Regions from separate parts of the Homo sapiens genome. Here region 1 is linked to region 2. A link is a loop called in an ENCODE intact Hi-C map of the cell type or tissue named here. Cell type or tissue: B cell. All regions are shown on one strand.

Evidence for each region. A loop is a pair of places that touch in the nucleus more often than their neighbours do. Peaks named below come from ENCODE experiments on the same cell type or tissue, not always from the same donor. Only the 100,000 strongest peaks of a DNase experiment are listed, where the experiment ranks them.
Region 1: a loop joins it to region 2, with 5 times the contacts of the local background. A loop is called at or near these places in 4 of 110 quality-filtered maps.

The regions. Positions count from the first base shown.
Region 1 is chr12:31,315,550-31,320,549 of GRCh38, forward strand. All of the region lies in intron 1 of SINHCAF (SIN3-HDAC complex associated factor), which reads right to left. Among named protein-coding and RNA genes, the nearest start is that of FLJ13224, 6.3 kb to the right of the region's middle. In B cell, no CTCF peak of the experiment used is centred here; DNase peaks (open chromatin) are centred at 1,632, 2,262, 3,522, 4,898 and 1 weaker place; H3K4me3 peaks cover 1,642 bases; H3K27ac peaks cover 4,224 bases.
Region 2 is chr12:32,262,447-32,267,446 of GRCh38, forward strand. All of the region lies in intron 2 of BICD1 (BICD cargo adaptor 1), which reads left to right. Among named protein-coding and RNA genes, the nearest start is that of FGD4, 130 kb to the right of the region's middle. RefSeq lists enhancers at 2,604-2,653, 2,694-2,743, 3,658-3,767. In B cell, no CTCF peak of the experiment used is centred here; DNase peaks (open chromatin) are centred at 2,795 and 3,665; H3K4me3 peaks cover 1,223 bases; H3K27ac peaks cover 3,542 bases.

The DNA.
Region 1 (5,000 bases), 950 kb before region 2:
CAAACATTTTGAGAAGTTCCTCAGGATTTGAAAGGTTACAGTTAAAACATGCCTATTTATGGGAGTTTGTAACGCTTATCTCTGACATAGCTGTTTTTGCAATATACACACATTCCTGGGCCAGAAAGAAATTTAGAGGAGGACTGTGTTGATCAGTTTTTTCTTTTATTTGCTTTCACAGGTGTAATAAATGTGTTGCTTAAATTTTAAGTTGTCATTTGTATAGCACTTTACATTTTATAAAGCACTTTCACTGGCATTCTTTCTTTGACTACTATTAGCCAAAAACCCAAAAATTGTTTTAATACTGTAACAGTTAAAAACAATCAACCATGGCCGGGCGTGGTGGCTCAAGCCTATAATCCCAGCACTTTGGGATGCCAAGGTGGGTGGATCACCTGAGGTCAGGAGTTTGAGACCAGCCTGACCAACATGACGCAACCCTGTCTCTACTAAATATAAAAAAATTTGCCAGGCGTAGTAGTGGCAGACGCCTGTAAATCTCAGCTACTCAGGAGGCTGAGGCAGCAGAATTGCTTGAACCCGGGAGGCAGAGTATGCAGTGAGCCGAGATTGTGCCACTGCACTCCAGCCTTGGGGACAAGAGCAAAAATTCATCTCAAAAATAAAAAATAAAAAAAAAACCATGCCATAATTATAGCTCTGACCAAATAAACTGAATATCCCAAAGTTAAAAAAGATTAAAGGTAATAGCTAAGTCAGCAAAAGCAATTTAAAAAGATAACTAATTATATGGACAATATATATAAACAAAAAAATAAAGTTTTAAAACACAACAATCAATTCTAAACATCTGTTTTGGCTGATTTGTAGGGTTTTCTTCTACTTTAAAGCTGTGGGTTTCATATAAATTTAATGATCTTAATGAATCTAACTTAATGAATCTAACCTTGGTGCTGATGAGTCAAGAAAGGGATGAGATAACCACAATATATCAAAGACACAAAAGGGACAATTCTAATCCCATCTAATGAAATTGGGAAGCCAAAGATCAAGAATAACGTCTAATTTTACATCTAATTAAACACATAAGTTTACTGAATATAATAATATACATAGGAAAGAAAAAGAGTTTCACAGCGATAGTTTATATTAAAGACGCTATTTAAGAAAAGTTTTCTGATAAATAAGATTAAAGATTATCTCTTATAAATCTCAGCAATACTAAATACTTGTTCATTTTAAGCTCCAACCAGGAAACAGAATGAAAAATACTGAAATGCAAATTTTAGAGCTTTAGTACCCTTTTTAATATGGAATAGGAGACAGAGAAAAGGTGATGAATTTAATTCAACTATTTTCTTGTCTTTTTAAATCTTTATAAGGGTGTTAACTCACATTTAAGGATATGGAGAGGGTTCTTATTACGATGAATTTAACATATGTTAAGTTCACCTTAGTTGGCATGCATGCTTTGAAGGACATCATTATTTACTCTAACTTCCCCAATTCCACTTTCTAGATTCCTTCTTCTGGCTTTTTTATATATTCAGAAGTAAAGCGTTTTTTAATATTCAAAAGTACCTTTCAAAACTCAGTAATACCACTGGGTGGACTAGATGGAAGAAAATTGAGAGCAATAGTCAAACGTGGTAAATAACAGTTAACTTCACAACTGTCCAAGTCATCTTGGGAACTGAAATTCTGATATGCACAAATTAGGGGAACAACCTCCCAAATGAAACTATCCTTAAGTTTCCAATAAACCAAAACCCTAGCTTCTAATTATCATTTTTTTCTTTCTAAAAATCAACTGGCCTAAGTCTTTAAAAACAAAAAAAAAACACAAGATAGTTGAAGTGACTTAAATGTCAACGAATTTTCAGACTGGTTAAATTATGGTTGAAACACCACAGCACGCTGTTTCAACCTTTAAAGCAAGTTGAACAGTAGTAATACAGTATAATCTCACAGGATGTTTTTAAAATGAGACTGTAACTACACAAACTTCTTTTTAAATTGGTTCTTAAAAATAGTAAATAGTGGTTGCCTCTGAGGAGTACAAGCATAAAAGAAGCTTACTTTCACTTTACTACCTCCTGCTTTTTTTTTTTTAACCAAGAGCATCACTCTCCAATAACCTTGGTTATCAAGACACACCTTAAGAGTAATCTAAAAAAGCACAGAGAGCTTAAATAAACTTCCTCAAAGACATACAGATGGAGAGATACAAATTAGAAAATACACTCCATGGGAGAGACTACGAAATAGACTGGTAAGATCTAAATACACACAGAGCAGAATGGGAAGGAAACTGCAGACAGGAGACAAGCGAAAGATTTGTAAAGTGGGAAGGAAGCAGCAGTGAACAAAGACAAAAAGAACTAAGCAACCAAAGACAACTTTGAAGTGAAGGAGATGCATTTCTTTAGAGCCAAACTAGAAATCATGATGATGGGAAAGGAAAAGAAATAACACGAAAAAATACTCGCGATCACAAACTGTGGGGATACTTGAGTTCCTGTAATTGGTAATGCCACCACTGACACCATTTTAGTCAATCATATGCTATCATTAATCACATTTAAGTACAGCATCCAGTAAACACTAACAGTGTAACTGGAGCAACACTTTTCACAAACGGTCAACAGGACTAAATGCTTTGTATTCTCCCGCGGCTAGGCTATTTGGCTGCAGTATTCCCCAATAATGAGACATGTTTCATCTGCAGTTAAGGAAACCCATGGAGCAGTAAGACATTATTTCCTCTTACCTGCTTCTAGATAGCAGCCTACATCTCAGCAAAATTCCTGAATTTAGCTAACTTTAAGGGATAAATGTAAATCTGTCTAGAATAAAACTGAGAAAGGGGTAGCAGACCCCACTTGTTTGCCAACAGCCTCTTCAAACATGTGCCCTGTCTCTGAGAAATTATATGGTAAAGCATTTATAACTGTGGCTGTCTATGGAATCCACACTTGGCAGAAGAGCCTAAAACTCATCCTATATAGGAAAGAGGTCAAACTCAGAAATAAACAAGTCTTCAACTGAAATGGCATAGGTTAAAAATAAAATTACAAATTCAAGTCTCTGGGCTTTAGATAGTGTAAAACACCAGGCCCCTCCAATTTTGGTAGAGCGAAAAAAAAAAAAAGAGAAACAAAACTAGGTCTCCCAATTCTAGATTAAGAGGAATTCCAGTACATGAAAAAAAAAACTGAAAGTGTCAGAAAGAATATTTATTTGCTTTTAATGGATGATTATGAGTTAGAAAATATAACCATACTTGGGTCTGCAATGAGTCAATTTGGAGTATATTTCTGCTTCTGTCTTTACAACTAAATAGGAAGTCACTCCTAATTTTATTTGCCCTTCTGTAACATTGGGAAATTCTGTTTATTTCCTTGAATTTATAAGAGTTGCACATTACAGAAAAATAAATGCTATCTATCCCAAGATATATACAACAAATTTAACTGAAGGTAAAATTCTGATTACTAAAGATTTTCTTTTAAGCCCAGGTCTGTGGGAAAAGAGGAACTTAGCCTTTTCAGGGAGACTTTAAGGTCATGAAAAGCCCCATATACTCCTCTATGAAGCTGTTCTCCCATTTTCAAACTTGAGAAAAATGTTAAGAAAATGGATACATGATAGTATACACACCTGATTTGACCCAAACCTCAGGAAAGTTCCTTAACCTCACTAATCCTGTTTCCTCATCTATAAAATAATGACAGGCCGGGCACAGTGGCTCACGCCTGTAATCCCAGCACTATGGGAGGCAGAGGCAGGTGGATCACCTGGTCAGGAGTTCGAGACCAGTCTGGCTAACATGGTGAAACACCGTTTCTACTAAAAATACAAAAAATTAGCCCAGCCTGGTGGCGTGCGCCTGTAATCCCAGCTACTCAGGAGGCTGAGGCAGGAGAATTGCCTGAACCCAGAGGCAGAGGTTGCAGTGAGCCAAGATCGCACCACTGAACTCCAGTTTAGGCAACAAGAGCAAAGCTCAGTCTCAAAATAATAATGACAAATCCAAATCTCCTGAATAGTATCTGTAAAGCATCAACACAACATCAACACAAAGATCGGCACAAGGTATGCACTCAGCTCTGACAATTCTTTTTACTCACCAATCTTTCTTCTTTCTCTCTTTTTTTCCTCTTACATTTCAGGTATCATTTTGCTTTCTGTCTTTGGGCAATCCACTCGCAGGAAGTTACTAACCAACCTTATTGGTAATACCTATTATTCATTCCCTGGTCCAATCTCTCCCCTTAGCTCTAGGATAAATATGGCCAACTGACCACCAATCCATTCCAATCTTTAAATACCCTGAGAATTGATTATATAATCTTCCCTCCAAATCTGCTCTTCCTCTATTTACCTATCTTGGTTGTCATCCACAGTCACACAAAAACAACTTGGAAGCCAACTGAGCTCTTCCTTCACCCTCTGCATGGCCCTCCATCAAATTTATTGTGAAGTCCTTAGAAATTCTGTTTCTTCCTTCACTTCCATCCCCACTGCCTGTTTGTTCCTCATCATGGTGCATGAACTCCTGTCAGAACCTTGTAACTGACTTCCCTACATCCTTTAAACATGTGATATCTTCCTAAAGTTCAACTACTAATCTTCCCTTCCAAGGTACCAACACTGGCTTCATGATAGTATCTAAACTCCTTGGCAAGGAATTCAAAGCTTTTCAGGATCTGCTCCTGCCTACCAGCTGCTCCCAACTTGGAATTCTGATATTCTAGGAGTGTCAAACAAACTTTAATAACTAGCCACCCTCTACTCAGGCTGTTATTTCTGCCTGAGACGGCTTACCCTCTATCCCCTTGACCTGGGAAATTCTCTTAAGAATTACTTATTTTACAAAACCCTTCCATACCTTTATTAGAACACCTACCACATAAGATTTCACTTCTTGTTTACTGCATTATCTCCTCTACTCAATAGTAAACCGCTGTAGAGCAGAAACTAAGTCTTGTATTACAACCAGGTGCTGGCTGTACATAGTACACAGAAACGGGTAG
Region 2 (5,000 bases):
GACAAAAAATAAGAATAAATAAGGTGAGTATAGTAGATTGCATAGTGGCCCCCAAAAGATACACCACAGAGCTCCACACATACTAACCCTTGGTCCCTCAGAATGTGACTTATTTGGAATAAGGGTCTTTGCCAATGTAATTAAGATAAGGATCTAGAGATGAGTCCATCTCCTGGGTTACAGTGAGCCTTAAAGCCAATGACAAGTATCCTTATAAGAGACAGCAAAGGAGAAGGTGGCCATGTGAAGACAGAGACAGAGATTGGAATTCTGCTGCCATAAGACAAGGAATGCCAGGGGCACCAGAAGCAGGAGCTTTCTGAAGGTGCATGGCCCCTGCCAGCACCTTAATTTCAAGTGTCTGGCCTCCAGAACTGTGAGAGAACAAACTCTGCTGTTTAAACCACCAAATTTAGGCTGTGAGTGGTGGCTCACGCCTGTAATCCCAGCACTTTGAAAGGCCAAGGTGGGCGGATCGCTTGAGCTCAGGAGTTTGAGACCAGCCTGGCCAACATGGTGAAATCTCGTCTCTATTGAAAAAAAAAAAATTAGCCAGGTGTGGTGGTGCACGCCTGTAGTCCCAGCTACTTCGGAGAGAGGATCACCTGAGCCCGGGCAGCCAAGGCTGTAGTGAGCTATGATCTGGCCACTGCACTCCAGCCTGGGCAACAGAGTGAGAGCCGGTCTCAAAATCAAACAAAAAAGCCACTAAGTTTGTGGTAATTTATAACAGCAGCCCTAGGAAACTGAGACAATGGGTGACCATACAGCACCAAAGGACTTCTATTTCATGATTGGTGAACATTTTAAAATAAGAAAAGGCCAGGCATGGTGGCTCACGCCTATAATCCCAGCACTTTGGGAGGCCGAGGCGGGTGGATCACGAGGTCAGGAGTTCAAGACCACTCTCGCCAAGATGGTGAAACCCTGCCTGTACTAAAAATACAAAAATTGGCCAGGTGTGGTGGTGGGCACCTGTAATCCCAGCTACTCGGGAGGCTGAGGCAGAGAACTGGTTGAGCCCGGGAGGCAGAGGTTGCAGTGAGCCAAGATCACGCCACTGCACTCCAGCCTGGGTGACAGTGAGACTCCATCCCAAAAAGAAAAAAAAAAAAAAAGTATTACAGAAAAGAATGTGAGAACATGTTTCAAGTATTAACAAATAAAAGAATGCATGCTAAATAATTATTTGCAACACATCATAGAGCCAGTTCTCACCTGGCAATAAGGTACTCCAAAAGTTCATTCATAAGTAAATTGAGACTCAGAATGCATATTTTTCCTGCAGGAGTCATGTGATATATTATGGATGTTTTCAAATATTAATCCATAATAATCATTTTAAGTTAATCATATGCGGACTATAGTTTTCTTGAAGCGAGGGATTGTTCTACACGTATTTAAGTCTTGCTGTCTAGCAGAGTGCTTTGCATGGGTAGGGCCTCCAATAAATGCTTGATGAGTAGTAGTTCATTAAAAAATTCTTTAAAATTTTTTTTACCACAAAACATCTGCAAGTAGAGTAGTTCATTTTTTAAAGCACCATACACTAATATTTAATAGCAGCTGTTTTAGAGTCAGATTGCAAGGCTTCAGATCCTGGCTCTGCCACTTACAGAATGCAAATCATTAAGCAAATTTACATAATCTCTGTGTGCTTCAATTTATTTGTCTATAAAATTGTGATATTAATACCTATCTCACAATGCTGTTGTGAGGAGTAAATGAATTATTATGTACTAAATACTTAGAACATTACTTGCATGTACGGATTCAATAAATCTTAAATATTGTTATTAGCTCTTAAGTATATCTCCTCAACTAAATTATAAACTCTGAGGAAGAGGCAAGATCCTATCCTTTTTAAAATCCCGGCATCTACACAATTTCTTGCATATTGTGTGCACTCAGTGAGTATTTGTTGAACTACTAAAAGGAATGAATGATTGGCTATATGTTTACAATACCTTCTCCATAAAAAATACATATAGAATTGATAACATTCTAACATTTGTTACAGTAAAAAATGTTTTTAGAAATTAAATAGAATTTTTTTTTTAAGACAGTGTCTTGCTGTGTCGCCCAGGCTGGAGTGCAGTGGCATGATGTCAGCTCACTGCAACCTCTGCCTCCTGGGTCCAAGCAATTCTCCTGCCTCAGCCTCCCAAGTAGCTGGGACTACAGGCACGTGCCACCACACCCTCCTAATTTTTGTATTTTTAGTAGAGATGGGGTTTCACCATTGTTGGCCAGGCTGGTCTCAAACTCCTAACCTCAAGTGATCCACCTACCTTGGCCTCCCAAAATGCTGGGATTACAGGTGTGAGCCACCATGCCCAGCCTAAATAGAATTTTTAAGATGTCAGAGCAAAAAGGAAATTATTACCAGTGTGAAATTCTTCACTATATTTTAGCCCCTAAGAGGCAGAGACCTTGTCCTGTTTCTTTGTAACTGCTGCATTTTGCGTGATGTTTTGCAGAATAGGCATGTGCGACCTTGTACACAGAAAGGGCTTAAGCAAATCCTTATGCAGATTCCTGGAGTTATTTTTCTGTGCTGGTCGCTCCTTTCCAGAATTCTACTCTGCAACTTCCAGCTGCCTTAGCCTTCTGAACTCAGAGCCCCCTCTCCTTACCTCCACGAGGCCTCTGGGGTCTCTGGGTTTCCCCTTCTTGCACTTGCAGTTTATACATTGCCTCCAAGCAGAAGGCCCAGGTGTTTCTCATGCTCATCCCATCTGTTTCCCCTCTAACAGAGATTAGTCTTACAAGGCCTCGTGTTCAGTCTGAAAACAGCTGCTTCCTGTACTTCGTTCAGTTCTCTAATTGCTCACAATAAAAAGCTAAGTCCTTTCTTACTTCATCATGGCTAGAAGCAGTTCCCATGCGAATGTCTTGGTTAAAGGAGAAAAATGTATAAGGTAACTATAAACTAAGACTTTCACATCAATTCAGTTGGTTCTTTTGTTAAGAATTACAGGGTTGGGCACGATGGCTCACACCTGTAATCCCAGAACTTTGGGAGGCTGAGGCGGGAGGATCCCTTGAGGCCAAGATTTTAAGATCAGCCTGGGAAACATAGTGAGACCCCGTTTCTACAGAAAAAAAAAAAAAAAAAGTAAAAATTAGGCACAGTGTCGCATGCCTCTAGTCTCAGCTACTTGGGAAGCTGAGGCAGGATGATCAATCCCTTGAGCCCAAGAGTTCGCGGTTACAGTGAGCTATAATTGTGCCACTGCATTCAGCCTAGGTGACACAGCGAGATCCTATTTAAAAAAAAAAAAAAAGACAAAAAGAAAAGAAAATTACAGTATAATTTTTCTGTGTTGAAGAGCTTCTGCTGGACAAATTTTCAGTCTTGGTCGGCAGTTTAACTCAAGAACAGACTCTTCTATCTTCACTTCCAGCTTACATAAATTAGAATGGAGAAGAGAATTCTAAAGTATAAAGAATGTACACTGTTCTCTGCCCCAATTACACATCTGTCTCACGGCTTGTTAGGCAGCATGATGAATAAGCGTGTCATCTCTCTCCATTTATTTGTGCATCCATTTTTATATCCATAGTCTATAGAGACTTTCATTGCTTCTCACAAATTTGTTTAAACTTTTAATAGTGATATATACAGACTTCCTCATCTAAGCACAGACACGATTTCTATTTAGGTCATTTCTGTGCAGTCACTTCCTCTTCCTAGGTCATAGCCCTGTAGTTCTATCATACATAGACTGTCTATTTTAATAGAAACCTGCAGCAATGGTGGAAGGAGGGGAACGGGAGTCATTTCATCAGAAAGATGCATTGTATCTACTGGAGAATTTTCTTGTCTTAGAAACACTAGAAATTATATTTTCTGGAAATTTCAAATTTTACTAAAATGTGGTCATTGTCAATTATGTAACAGGGGCTTTCCTTTTCAATATAGCGACTATCAGTAATAGTGCTGGAAATATGATAACAGGCCACATTCTAAAAATTCATTTCCTCTTTAATTAGGACCTAACTCTTGGAAACTCCTTCATGTGAGCTGCCACAACATCATCTAAAAGCAAACTGCCAAAAAATCATCTTAAACCGCATCATCTAAAAGTTATTTTGGCAAAATGCATGGTCTCAAATGGAAGATAATGACAGCTAAGATAGAATTTAGAATGAGCCCCAGCACTTTGGGAGGCCAAGGCGGGTGGATCACTTGAGGTCAGGAGTTCGAGACCAGCCTGGCCAACATGGTGAAACCCTGTCTCTACCAAAAATATAAAAAAATAGCCAGGCGTGGTGGTGCATGCCTATAATCCCAGCTACTCGGGAGGCTGAGGCAGAAGAATCACTTGAACCCAGGAGATGGAGGTTGCAGTGAGCCAAGATCACGTCACCGCACTCTAGCCTGGGCAATAGAATGAGACTCTGTCTCAAAAAAAAAAAAAAAATTTAGAATGAGCACGAAGTTAATGAATAATACCTCAGTCACATTCTAGTAAGAAACCATTCCTCCTTGTGGGAATTAGAGCCCTGCCCCCAGAACCCTGGCTCTGAGGTTTGACTTCTGTTATGTACTGACAGTCCCCATTACGCTCATGGTTCCATGGTGCCAGCACAGGAGTGGCTGATGACAGAGGCTGACATGTCATGCACATCATTCTGTCTATCTCATTGTTTAGTGTCTCTTCCTTGGTAAATGCTCTCTGATAGGTGTTACCATGCAATCGAAAGATCACACACCTGATACTACTATGTGTCTATCCATTTGCCTCTTTCCTAGACATCTTATCCCTAGCCTTTCAAACTTTCTCCTTCTGGATCCCTGCATATGTACACAGTGTATACAATGAACTGTAATTAAATAAACTACATAATTTACTTATTGATTAGGTCTCTTTTAAACTATTTCTTGTGAGTTCAAGAAAGCAGAGATCTTTGTAGTTTTTTTGTTTTGTATTTTAATTACTACTGTATCCCTAGCACTTATAATAGTGTGTGGCAGAGAACAAGTACTCAGTAAA